Regions from separate parts of the Mus musculus genome. Here all the other regions are linked to region 2. Evidence: chromatin contacts called from ENCODE Hi-C or POLR2A ChIA-PET data. All regions are on one chromosome and are shown on one strand. Each heading gives the region's core, a stretch centred on a gene start or an enhancer-like site at or near the end of the contact. The rest is flanking DNA. Distances are from core to core; before and after follow the strand shown.

Region 1 (3,614 bases), core at 549-3,048, 34 kb after region 2:
TTTCATTGTAAGTCGTGCTTCATAAATATGGCCCGATCTGTTTCGGTCTGGGTAGCAGTGCTTTTATGAGCCAAAGGAATGGGAGTTAGGAGCCAGCTGGAGAAGAAAGTTATTAATATCATGGAGCGCGGCAGGAAAGTTGAAACCATGCGCCTTGGGCTCACGTTGGGGTCTCTGCTATATCGATAGCTGATGTATGTTTCGGGTTGTCGTCACATGTTTGTGGACTGAATGCTCTGACAGAAGGAAAGGCGTTACCCAGAAGGACAAAGAGGCCCACTATTTTGCAGGAGGCAGCCGAGGACAGCCTGAGTTCTCTTGTGTTGAGTGAAGAGGGCTAATTCTTCTGGCTCAAAGACAGTGCAACAGAGACAGCTATTAGGTGACAAGTCTCCTGAGATCTGTTCACTGGCTTCCCTGTCTGGAAAAGCCACCAGCTGCTAATGCTATAGTCAAGGAGTCCTTCTACTTAACCACGCCTAAGGTTGTGATTATTGACGGTCACACCTGGATTGAATTTCCAAACAAACTTCTGGAAAAGTAAGACGACTGAGAGACAGATCCAGGGGGCAGGGCCCCACCCCACCCCTGAATCTTACACCCAGATGATCAGAGATGCAGGCGTATTCAAAAAGGAAGATTCAACCTCTTCATTGGGGGCACTCCCATTTAGACACAAGACCCAGACCCAGCCCCAGCCCCAGACAACACTCCTGTTACAAGAGCCGTGATCTAAATTCCTCGTGGAAAGTCTGTCTGAATTAGACACCTCATTTTAATTCCCATTTCCTTTTTAAGTCCGGTCCCTCCTTCTTGAGAACCACATTTAAAGCTGCGAGCTGGCCTTCCTTCTGTTTTTGCTATTTGTGTGCCAATTTCAAGGGTGGGGAGAGCCACGTTAATTTAAAAATATAGCACAAATAGCAAAATGAGGCTTAGTTTAAAGTAAAAGCCACAGAAAGAGTTTTCCCCTTCCCTTCCATGCGTTTCAGATTTTCCTAGATCCACCTTTATGTCTTCAGAGCCCAGACATAGGAAGTGACTGAGCCTCACTGGATATTCTTCCAAGCCTGAGCAAAAAGCCTCCAGCTCATGCTCTCAGGCCACCTTTATATTTTATTTTTCTGTTTTAGAGATTTGAGTTCGGGGTGGGGGGGGGGAGCTCAGAAAGCTGGCCAAGTCCCCGATTCCATGGTAGGGTTCTAAGCACCGGTAGATTTGGGATTATAACCAATATCTTCCAATCAGTTGTGTCTGCTTGTGCATTCTGGGTATTGGGAATGTAACTGTTAATTAAGGGAGTTCCTAGATTAAATCCAGGTGTCATTATTTACTAGTTTTTTGACTTTACATCAAACAGGAATCATGATCCCCACGGTACAGGCCATACTGTATCAAGGTCTAAAAAGGGCCTGGTGCGACCAATAGGCGGCGGCTGTTATGAAAATAGACCCTCTCGTCTGTGGGCTCTCTCTTTAGTCATCATCTGCCATTTTGGAAAAGGAAAGAATATTTGTAATCTACTTCAAGTGGAGGGTCTACCTCCATTTTAAATCACCCTCGGGCTCACTAGAAGGGAAGACCTGACCAGACCGAGCTGAATTTGCAAACACCTAGGCCTTTTAACCGAGTGGAATCTCTGCCGTTGCCCCCTTATACAAAACAAGATCGAAGCGGCTGGGACTTGGGAAGCCTTGAACGAATGTCAATCGGTCTAAAGAAGCCGGTCTAAATGCGGCGTGGGCTCAGTCACCTGGAGAAGGAAAGCCACTGCAGGCGGCTGTAGGCAGAGGGGACGGAAACTCCATGCGCGAGCGGCAGCGCCCTCTGCTGGTTATATGGTGCAAATCCGGAGCCTAGACCCGCCGCTGGTCAAATGGGACTCGGGATTCCTTCCGCTGCCTCCGCCCCCGCTCCGTCCCTTCTCGGGATCGCCGAGCCTAGTCTGGGTCTGGATTCCAGGAGAGGCGTCCCCATCCTACGCTTGAAGGCAGAGCAAGGACGCTGCTCCAAAACACCCGGTTCATCAGCTGAGCGGAAGCTGCAGGAATCTACCCAAATCCACCAGCGGCTGCTTTTGCCTCCCAGAAGCCGGGGCTATCCGAGGTGGTTTGGAAATGGCATCGCCTATGGCCAAGATCGAGGGTTCTGCGGACAGAGAGGAGCCCTGGGTTCGCTTTCTGCCTCATCCAGCTAGGTGACCTTGGGCAAGGTACTTAAATTTCCATGTGCCTTGTTTTCCTCATCTTTAAGATGGAGAGAATGCTCCCGACCTTGACGGATTGGCTCGAGGATTACACTAGAACAGGCAGCCTAGGTTGGGATTCTGGCATTGACATCAGCTAGTTGTGTGCCCTGGGGCAGGTTACTTAACCTCTCTGCCCTAGTTTCCTGAAAAATAGGGAGCATAACGGTACTTACCTCCGAGGGTTGTTGCCTGCAAAGCGCTTAACACTGCGATGGAAGAGTAAGCGCTTAATAAACTGTGGCTATTATGACTGTTGTCATTATTGTCCTTAAGAGCACTGAGCACAGGAGCAGAGGTCTATCGGGCTGGTTATTATTATTATGTTTCTCGAGTATGGTTATTTCTTTCCCGGAATTGTTAAAATTATTATTATTATTATTCACAAACTCGAGTCCTTATCAGTAGCTGAAGGACAAACAGTCTTCCCGAATTAGAATCCCGGGAGGAGGGCCAAGGACGCGGCGGCGGGCTGCAAGGACCGGGACCTGCGGGGAGGAAACCCGCGCCCGGGTTAGCGCGCGTCAGAGCCTCGGTGACGTCTCTAGGCCCTCGGGCTAGGGAGGCGCGGCCTGCGCACGCCAGGCGTCTGCAGTGGCCCGGGACGGCCGGGTGGTACTCCAGCTACGTGGATGCCCGGCTGGGAAAAGCCTCCCTGGGTCAGACCCTGCGCCTGCCGCTGCGGGGTGCACCCGAGGCTCCGACCGCAGCCTGGCCGGGAGGACGGAGGTGCCAACCCCTGCTCCGGTGTCCGGGCTCCGCCCAGCCTGGCGCACCGCTACCCGCGCGGAGGCTGCTCTGCATCAACATAATGCTCCCCATCCCTGCATCCTCCCGGAACCCATTCCTCATCATCCCTCAGGGCCTCAGCTCAGATTCTCCTCCCTTGGTGCTCGCTCTGACAGACTCCTCCTCTGTCTCTGGCGCCTCCCACTCGCCCGCAGCGCCCGGAGCACGCCCCGCAAGTCCACTTGGTTTGCTACGCACGCATCTCCAACTCGCTGCATCTTGTCCCCGTTACTCTCCGTCGCAGTGAAGGTGACACCACCCACCCGATCACTCGCGATGCGTCCTGGATGCTTCTACCTGCAGTGGTTACTACAGTCTACGCTACTCCCTCTGTGACCTTGTGAATTACCCTCACTCCGTTGGGTATTAACATCTTCCTCTCCAAGGTCTCCCGAGTACATCCTCCTGTATTTCGAGCCCCGTACACCCCTATTGCCCAAGCCTCGCAGCTTCTGTGGAGAAGCCTGGCGCTCCAGGCCCTCCCCATCTTCCTGAGCAAGCAGGTCTGCCATTTTCTAACACCTCATAAACTAATCCCAGTTTAGACCCTGCCTGAGTAGCACTATTTAAGTTGTTCAGT
Region 2 (3,999 bases), core at 597-3,096:
AAGAGCAGCTACAGAGCAGAGCAGGCTGCAGCGTTCATTGAGAAGAAAGCCCAGCTCAGTCGGTCCCCAGCTGCACTGTCCCTGGAGCCTGGGCCCCAACAAACCTCTTTCCCTCTGAGCAGAATCTTTTACCTGCTCCAAGAGGGCTATGTGGTCCCTCAGGAAGCTGTTGTTTTACTCCTGGGAAGCATCTAGAACCATCCTTAGGAAGCACTGGCCCGGTTTCCCTCCATTTTACAGATCAGGTAATGGAGGCCTGAGGGGGAAAGAGAGACACGCATGGCCCAGGCTCACAAGGGAAACAGAGGCAGGATGAGGGTGTTGCCACTTCTCCTAAGACTAAGCATCTCTCCTAGTTCCTTCCATCTGATGTAGAAGACTAAGACTTGAACAACCTCCCTCAGACAGCAAGGCCGGGACATGCTGCTTGAGAATGCCTGGGAGATCTGTCACCCCATGACTCCCTAACTGATGGAGACGCGAAATCAAGCTGAGCAGGACACTCAATGACATCTAAGGCCTTTGTCTGCTTAAGTTTTGTTAGAGCAAGAGGTAGAGACAAACAGGTGGGGAGCCATGTGTTTGGTCTCTGGTGTGTGTGGGGTGGAGGGGTGTGCAAATGTGGCTCATTCCATGGTGGGGGTGGGTTCCCAGAAGATTCTCCAAACAGCCCACGTTTCTTCAGGATGAGCCCCTGAATCCTGCCCCCCCCCCCCCCCACCGCGTGTGCGTGTGCGTGTGCGTGTGTGTGTGTGTGTGTGTGTGTGTATCTGTCTGTCAGCCATGCTCCTCCTCCATCAAGTCTTAGGGCTGAGCCCGAGTGAAAGAGAGTGAAAGGAAATAAGAGAGAGCCACGTTTCCTTAGAAAAGAAGGGGAAAGGAGTGAGAAGGAGGATAACTTCACAGCTAGGAGCAGTCATGAAGCCACAGGGAGAGACAAAGTTAGCAGAACCACAGGGAACTTAGGGACAAGAAGTACAGTGGCCAAGAGACTGATAGGAAAAAAAAAGGGTCTTCTGAGACGTCACCCGGTGCTTCCCTGTCCCACCACCCCCTACTGCCTTCCCGGGAGGGAGGCCAGAGCAGGGTTCTTCAGTTTCTGGGTCTGGCTCTGTATCTGGGTCTGCCTCTGACCCCCTAGAAGCTTCGGGCGTCTGGCCTGGGAAAGCACCCCTGTGCGCCCCCAGGCGGAGATACAGCCCCAGAGCCACCGAGGCCCTAAAGAGGGCGCAGGAAAGAGCTCCTCTACTTTGCGCCCAGTCTGGTTCCAGAACCTTGGGGTGGGTGGAGGGCGGATGGAAGACTATGGCTGACTATGCCGCGCGCGGGCTGTGGGGTTTGGGGTGAGGATTGGTGTCTCGTTAGTTCATGTCGAGATTCAGAGGCCCCTTACGCCTCCTTGTCCCCTTCCTCTAGAAGCCAGAGGCCAACGTGTTCTTGGATTGAGTCCCCAGGAGTGGTGTGGGGCGAGAGCTGCGAGCCTACTCTCTAGGCTCCTGGTCTAAGAGGGGCGTCCAAGGAACTAGTTGCCCCATCTTAAAACCCTAGCACGTGTCCATCCAAGGGACCCTGTGCTGAACCCCCTCCTTGGCTCTTGCGGGTCTTTGCAGGGTTCCAGGCGCTCTGCGGAGAGGGGTGAGAGTTGTGTGCAAAGGGGAACCGAGACCCTTTCGTTCTTACCGCATTGTTGAGGAAATCCGACTCATTCAGGTCTCCCAAGTCCAGGAAGCTGGATCCCGGGAACAGCCTGTCGGCCGGGAAAGGTTCCAAGACGGCGTCCATCGCGCCGGGTTCCAGGGGACCCCTTCGGGCTGCGCTTTCCTCACTCCAGGGCGGCGGCGAACCCCGCACCGGGCTGCGGCTGGGCGCGGGCAGGCGGCCCGGGGGGCAGGTCCGGGCGAGCCCCGGGGGAGGAGCGGTGGGGGTGGCGCGGGTCGGGGGCGCTGGGGGGCCTTAGGGCAGCGGCGCCGAAAGCACCGTGGGCTTTCAGCCGACTCCTCCTCCTGCTCCTCCCGGGGCGCAGCTGGCTTCCATGGGGAGCCCGGGGGTGGGGCCGATGCTGGAGGAGCCCCCCAGGCCGGGCGGGAGCCAGGGGCGGGGGAGCTCAATGCTCCCCCGAGGATGGGTGGCTGCCGAGTCGCAGAGATCTCTCTGGGTCTCTTCCTCTGCGCGGCTTCTGTCACTTTCCGGAGTCTGAAACTGGGAACCCGGGGCTGGTTAACCCAGCTGGCCCGGGCGCCACGCCCCCACATCAATATTCACGATAACTCAATATTAATGAGTAGAGGGCGTGGCTGGGGCTTCGTCGCCTCTCCTTTAAAGAGACGTGTGTCTGTTAGGTTTCCTTGGCTGGCTCAGCTCTCTGAGTGCTCAAATAAGGGGGATAAAGGCAAAATTATCCTGGAAACTGTAGGCTTCGTGAAACCTGGACGGCTTGTGATGGCTTTACAAGCCACGATTCTGTAAACTGAGGACTGACTAGGAAGCCAAATTCGCCTAATTCTCCTTCTTCTTCTTCTTCTTCTTCTTCTTCTTCTTCTTCTTCTTCTTCTTCTTCTTCTTCTTCTTCTTCTTCTTCTTCTTCCTTCTTCTTCTTCTTCTTCTTCTTCTTCTTCTTCTTCTTCTTCTTCTTCTTCTTCTTCTTCTTCTTTCTTCTTTCTTCTTCTCCTCCTCCTCCTCCTCCTCCTCCTTCTCCCCCTTCTTCCTCCTCCTCCTCCCCCTTCTTCTTCCTCCTCCTCCTCTTCCTTCTTCTTCTTCTTCTTCTTCTTTCTTCTTTCTTCTTCTCCTCCTCCTCCTCCTCCTCCTCCTCCTCCCCCTTCTTCCTCCTCCTCCTCCCCTTCTTCTTCCTCCTCCTCCTCTTCCTTCTTCTTCTTCTTCTTCTTCTTCTTCATCTTCTCTCTCTCTCTCTCCTTTTTTTTTTTTTTTTTTTTTTAAATAGGGTGTCTATGTAGGTCCGGCTGGCCTGGAACACTCTCTGTAGACCAAGTTGCCCTCAAACTTAGTTTCCCCCTTGCTTCAGTCAGGTGCACCACAGTGTCAGGCTTTTTTCAGTTTGATATTAAACCCTGGATTAAACCAAAGTCAGGGAATTCTATCCTCCCTGGGTTGGGGAGATGACGCAAGAGTCTGTTCTTCCAGACTCAGAAAATACCTTTCCACAATGGTGTGTGTGTGTGTGTGTGTGTGTGTGTGTGTGTGTGTGTGTATGTGTGTGTGTATGTGTTCACATGGGGAGGGGCAGGGTCTCATGTAGTGTTTTTGTTGCTATCTATCTATCTATCTATCTATCAATTATCTATTCGTTTTTTGAGACAGATTTCTCTGTGTAGTTAGCCCTCACTGTCCTGGAACTCGCTCTGTAGACCAGGCTGATCTCAGACTCACAGAGATCAACCTGCCTCTGCCTCCGGAGTGCTGAGATTAAAGTCATGCACTGCTGCCTGGCATCACACCCAGCTTTTGGTAGTGCTGGAGATCACACCTGGGGCCTTCTGCCTCTCGGCCAATTGAGCCACATCTCAGTTCTTGACTTGCAGCTTCTTTATTTAGTCTTTATCACTGAGCTCTCTCACTCTTGGCTTCTGTGTCTCCTCCCCTGGGAAGCCTTCCTGGAAGGCCCAGATGGGAGCACTCGCCATCCCTGCACAGACTCCGGGCACAGGTGCTCAGCACCAGTTCCATGCCTTTCAGCCTTTGTTTGCACAGTTGACCATGACCTTGCTGGACTCCAAAACCCATCAGGACAACACGCAATCCAGCTCTCCTGCAGGCAGAGGCGTGAGTGGAGCCCCCCATTCTCTCATCAACCATTAAGCCTCTAGATGTTCTTCAGAGCAGGATGTGGGAGGATGTAAGTGTGGTGAGCCACAGTGCTGTCCAGTCACCTGACACGCCTAGGCCCCTTGGACTCATTACTTAAGGAGCCTGCTGCTTCGACAACTTAATCTCTTAAAAGGGCTGATAAACAATCTCTCAGCACCCAGACAAGGGAAAGTGCCT
Region 3 (3,657 bases), core at 842-3,341, 40 kb before region 2:
ACTTCATAAAATACAAAATAAGGGAGAGGTGACGGGAGGGAGATTTGTAAAATACAATATCTTAGGGGATTGACAATAATAAAAAATAAGGTTCATTATTTACAAACGATTTCTGTTCTTGGTCTCTGTACAGTAGGAGATGGGGGTGTGTGTTTGTGTGTGTATGTCTGCTTGTGTGTTTGTGTATGAGGGGGCCAGGAACAGTGGTTGCGTTGGTCACTATGGGAAGGAAACGGGTAGCCCAGTGAGTGGTTTATCGGAGGAGGACGGATAGTGGTAGGAGGGAAAGGTGGGAACGGAGTGGTCAGCCCAGGGGAGCAGTCCAAGTGTCTGGGGACATAGAGCGTCCCCAGCTACTACAGGGACCCGGGGGGCAGGGGTATGAGCTGGATCTGGGTCATCGAGCAAGAGAACGCCTCTTCTGGGTGCCAGGGTGTCCGTCCTGTGTCCTGGGTCTTGGAGTGGCCTAGGAGAGTTTGATGGTGGTGTTGGGGCCCAGATCCCTGGGGAGAGAAGAAGATCCAGGGATGAATCTGCCCTGGGGTACCCGTCATTCAACTGTGAGCCAGGACTTGACCAGGGCCCCCTCCCCCTGGGAAGATGTGGCTGAGGGAGGCACAGCCTGGGACCCTGGGAAGGGAAGGCTGTCCCTCTGCTCACCTGTCATGGAACCACTCCTTGGGGTGGGAGAAGTTGGGGCTGGTGCCGTTGTCATCAGTGTCCTCTGGCCAGGTCTCTCTCAAGTACTTGGTGGTCTCATGGATGCTGTCTGCACGGTCATGTCGGAGGTGGTCCTGGGGCCTCTGCTCTGCTGGACCCCCGGGTTTGAGCTCCCAGCCTTCTGGGGGCTCCACAGGCAGTAGAGCACCTCGGCCATCTTCCCATGAGCCTGCCCCATCATCGTAGAACAGTAGGCTTCGGGAAGGCACTGTGGAGAAAACCAGGGTGAGCCACGGAGGCCCCTCAGGTATGTGCCCTCTGCCGGATCTGCTTCATTCACTTGCCGGGCATGAAGAGTACAGCCTCTGACATCTTACAGGCTTGACTCCTCCTCCTAGCCCTGAGGATCCCTGGCTATGTGATTTTAGGCTAGTCACACACTCTGCTCTGATTTTGCTGGGCATCAGTTTGTTGATCTGTAAAATGGGGATAGTATAACCAACCTCACGGAGATTCAAGGATTCAATGAGTAAACGCAGTATAACAATTGAAGCTGTGCTGCTTTTTGTTTTTGTTTTTGTTTTTGTTTTTTTGCTTTTCGAGACAGGGTTTCTCTGTGTAGCCCTGGCTGTCCTGGAACTCACTCTGTAGACCAGGCTGGCCTCAAACTCAGAAATCTGCCTGCCTTTGCCTCCTAAGTGCTGGAATTAAAGGCGTGCGCCACCACGCCCCGCTCGGAGCTCACAAAAATGTAGCACTTCTGAGCAAGACAATAATGGTTTGCTTACTGGGAACTGGGACTTTTCCCTCCTTATATTAAGGACTGAACCCAGAACTTCGTAATAGCTAGGTCAAGACTCTCTCTCTCTCTCTCTCTCTCTCTCTCTCTCTCTCTCTCTCTCTCTCTCTCTCTCTCTCGTTTATATTGAGACGGGGGGGGGTCTCACTAAGTTGCTCAGGCAGGCCATTAATTAATTTTGTAGCCCGTGTAAGCCTTACACCTACGCTCTTTAGGCCTTGACCTAAGAAGCTAGGATCACACTGACAGGACCTGCTGAGAGCTGGGTTCGAATCCTCCCGTGCCACTTACTTCCTGGGAGAATTAAGGAAACCCTTTTCTTTTCTCTTCTAGGCTAGTTCCTCTGGGAAGTCAAGGGGAGAGAAAAAAAAAAAAGAATGTTTGTTGGACACCCGTGCCAGGCTTTATATAAAGCCCTTAGCTTAAAGCCAATTAAATCTCACACGAAGCCCTGGGAATGAGGTGCTTTAAGCCCCGCTTCCCAGAGCTCATCATCAAGGGTCCCCGTAAATTGGCTTCCTGGCTCCAGTCTGCTGCCTGCCTCCCAGCTTCCCCTGCAGGGTTTAATCTATGAGAATCTATGGAAAAGGCGGCCCCTGGCATTGTGTGAAGCTGCAGTCCGGAAACCAGCCCGCTCAACAAGCCACCTCCTTCCTCAGACGTGCCCTCTGCCCTGCCCTGTGCTTCACTCCCTCCAGAGGCTCATTCATGTCCTCCCTCCCCCTCCCTGGGGTTTGTACTTTAGCACAGCCCCTCCTCTTCTGTGTCTGCTTCCTCTCCTCTGTCCTTGATAGCCTTGGCCCGCCCCGCCCCGCCCCCGCGCCAGCCCCACCCCACCGCTCCATCGCAGCCCCTCTCCTCTCAGTTCTCCTCCCAGCTCCCAGCTCCTGTCCTCCCTTCTAGCCTCTCAGCCTTGCTCACCGCCCCCACCCCCACCCCCGCAGTACCCCTCCTCTCCATACACTCCCTGCTCTCCCCTCTCTCTGACCTCTCATCTGTTTCCTCTTTCTCTTCAGCCACGTAAGATTCATGTCCCTGGCATATGAAGGATGGCCTAGAAGTTCTTCCATGGGTCTACCGGAAGTGGCCTCTACCTCTGAAAGCCATGCTAATCTTTGCTGTTCCCTATACTCTTGCTGTTCGTGGCCTGTCTTTCCCCTCATGTCAGGAGCTATTCCAGAAGGCAAGGTATATGCTCACTGTAAGGATGGCAGTTTCTGGAGTCTAGAAATCAACATGAAGCCAAGATGTGCACCCTGGCTCACACAACTAGCAAATGCAGAGCCGGCTGTGACTGATTCTGAAATGAACCACACCGCACTCCATTGGGGTGGCACCCACATCACAACTACCATGCTCCCCAGGGGTAGGCACTCCCAGCAGAGTCCTGACACCTGCTGCAGGTCCCCTGTGCCTCAGCGGCTTTCTTAACACTGTCACATCAGAAATGACTGAAGACTGACACTCACTTGCTGTCCCTAGAACACTCTGCCGCCCACTAAGTCTGCCCTCTCCACATCGCTGCGCCAAAGGATCTCAGAGAGGCAAAGAATCTGGTCCTCAGGCTGGAGAGATGGCTCAGCAGGTAAGAGCACTGACTGCTCTTCCAGAGGTCCTGAGTTCAATTCCCAGCATCCACACGGTGGCTCACAACCATCTGTAATGGGATCTGATACCCTTTTCTGGTGTGGCTGAAGACAGCTACAGTGTACTTACATATAATAATAAATAAATCTTTAAAAAAAGAGTATAGAATGAGATAATGCCAACCCAAATCTCTTATAAATATTTATTTTTAATTTTTTTAATGTGTATGAATGCTTTGCCTGCCATTGTGTCTGTGTACTACCTGGGTGCTTGGTGCCTTCGGTGACAAGAATTTGGCATCTCATCCCCTGGAACTGGAGTTGCAGGTGGCTGTGAGCCACCATATGGGTGGTTAGGCACCAAACATGGGTCCTCTAAAAGAGCAGCCAGTACCAAGCCATCTATCTCTCCAGCACTCCAGACTTTTTGGAGACAGGGTCTCACTAATGTATCCCTGGCTGGTCTGGAACTCCTCATGTAGACTGGGCTGGTCTTGAACTCATAGATCCACCTGCCTCTGCCTCCAGAGTGCTGGGATTAAAGGTGTGAGTGCAGCTGATATGGCTTCTCTCTAGTAACTGGCTAACACCCAGAGTTTGGAGGTACTTACT

The links. Hi-C counts contacts between places; a loop is a spot of excess contacts on that map. ChIA-PET counts read pairs that join two places held with the same protein, here RNA polymerase II (POLR2A).
Region 1: a loop to region 2 is called in a map of heart, with 3 times the contacts of the local background. The contact joins the enhancer-like site here to the promoter of Creb3l1 in region 2. A Hi-C loop is called at or near these places in 8 of 37 maps with a recorded cell type or tissue (T-helper 1 cell, T-helper 2 cell, gastrocnemius and 1 more). POLR2A ChIA-PET finds 5 or more read pairs at or near these places in 3 of 5 experiments (Patski and embryonic stem cell).
Region 3: a loop to region 2 is called in a map of heart, with 2.0 times the contacts of the local background. The contact joins the enhancer-like site here to the promoter of Creb3l1 in region 2. A Hi-C loop is called at or near these places in 5 of 37 maps with a recorded cell type or tissue (gastrocnemius and heart).

The regions. Positions count from the first base shown.
Region 1 is chr2:92,056,798-92,060,411 of GRCm38, forward strand. No RefSeq gene overlaps it. Among named protein-coding and RNA genes, the nearest start is that of Gm31473, 31 kb to the left of the region's middle. Within about 2 kb of position 1,799, at least 1 of the 3 ENCODE cell types and tissues checked has a DNase peak (open chromatin) inside an H3K27ac peak, as active enhancers do; it is heart, where a contact is called at or near this core.
Region 2 is chr2:92,022,324-92,026,322 of GRCm38, forward strand. Creb3l1 (cAMP responsive element binding protein 3-like 1) reads right to left here and starts at 1,847. Exons shown (of 12, transcript NM_011957.2): 1 at 1,681-1,847. The coding sequence starts at 1,782.
Region 3 is chr2:91,982,505-91,986,161 of GRCm38, forward strand. It overlaps Creb3l1 (cAMP responsive element binding protein 3-like 1), which reads right to left. Exons shown (of 12, transcript NM_011957.2): 10 at 3,657; 11 at 661-928; 12 at 1-503. The coding sequence ends at 467. Among named protein-coding and RNA genes, the nearest start is that of Dgkz, 34 kb to the left of the region's middle. Within about 2 kb of position 2,092, at least 1 of the 3 ENCODE cell types and tissues checked has a DNase peak (open chromatin) inside an H3K27ac peak, as active enhancers do; it is heart, where a contact is called at or near this core.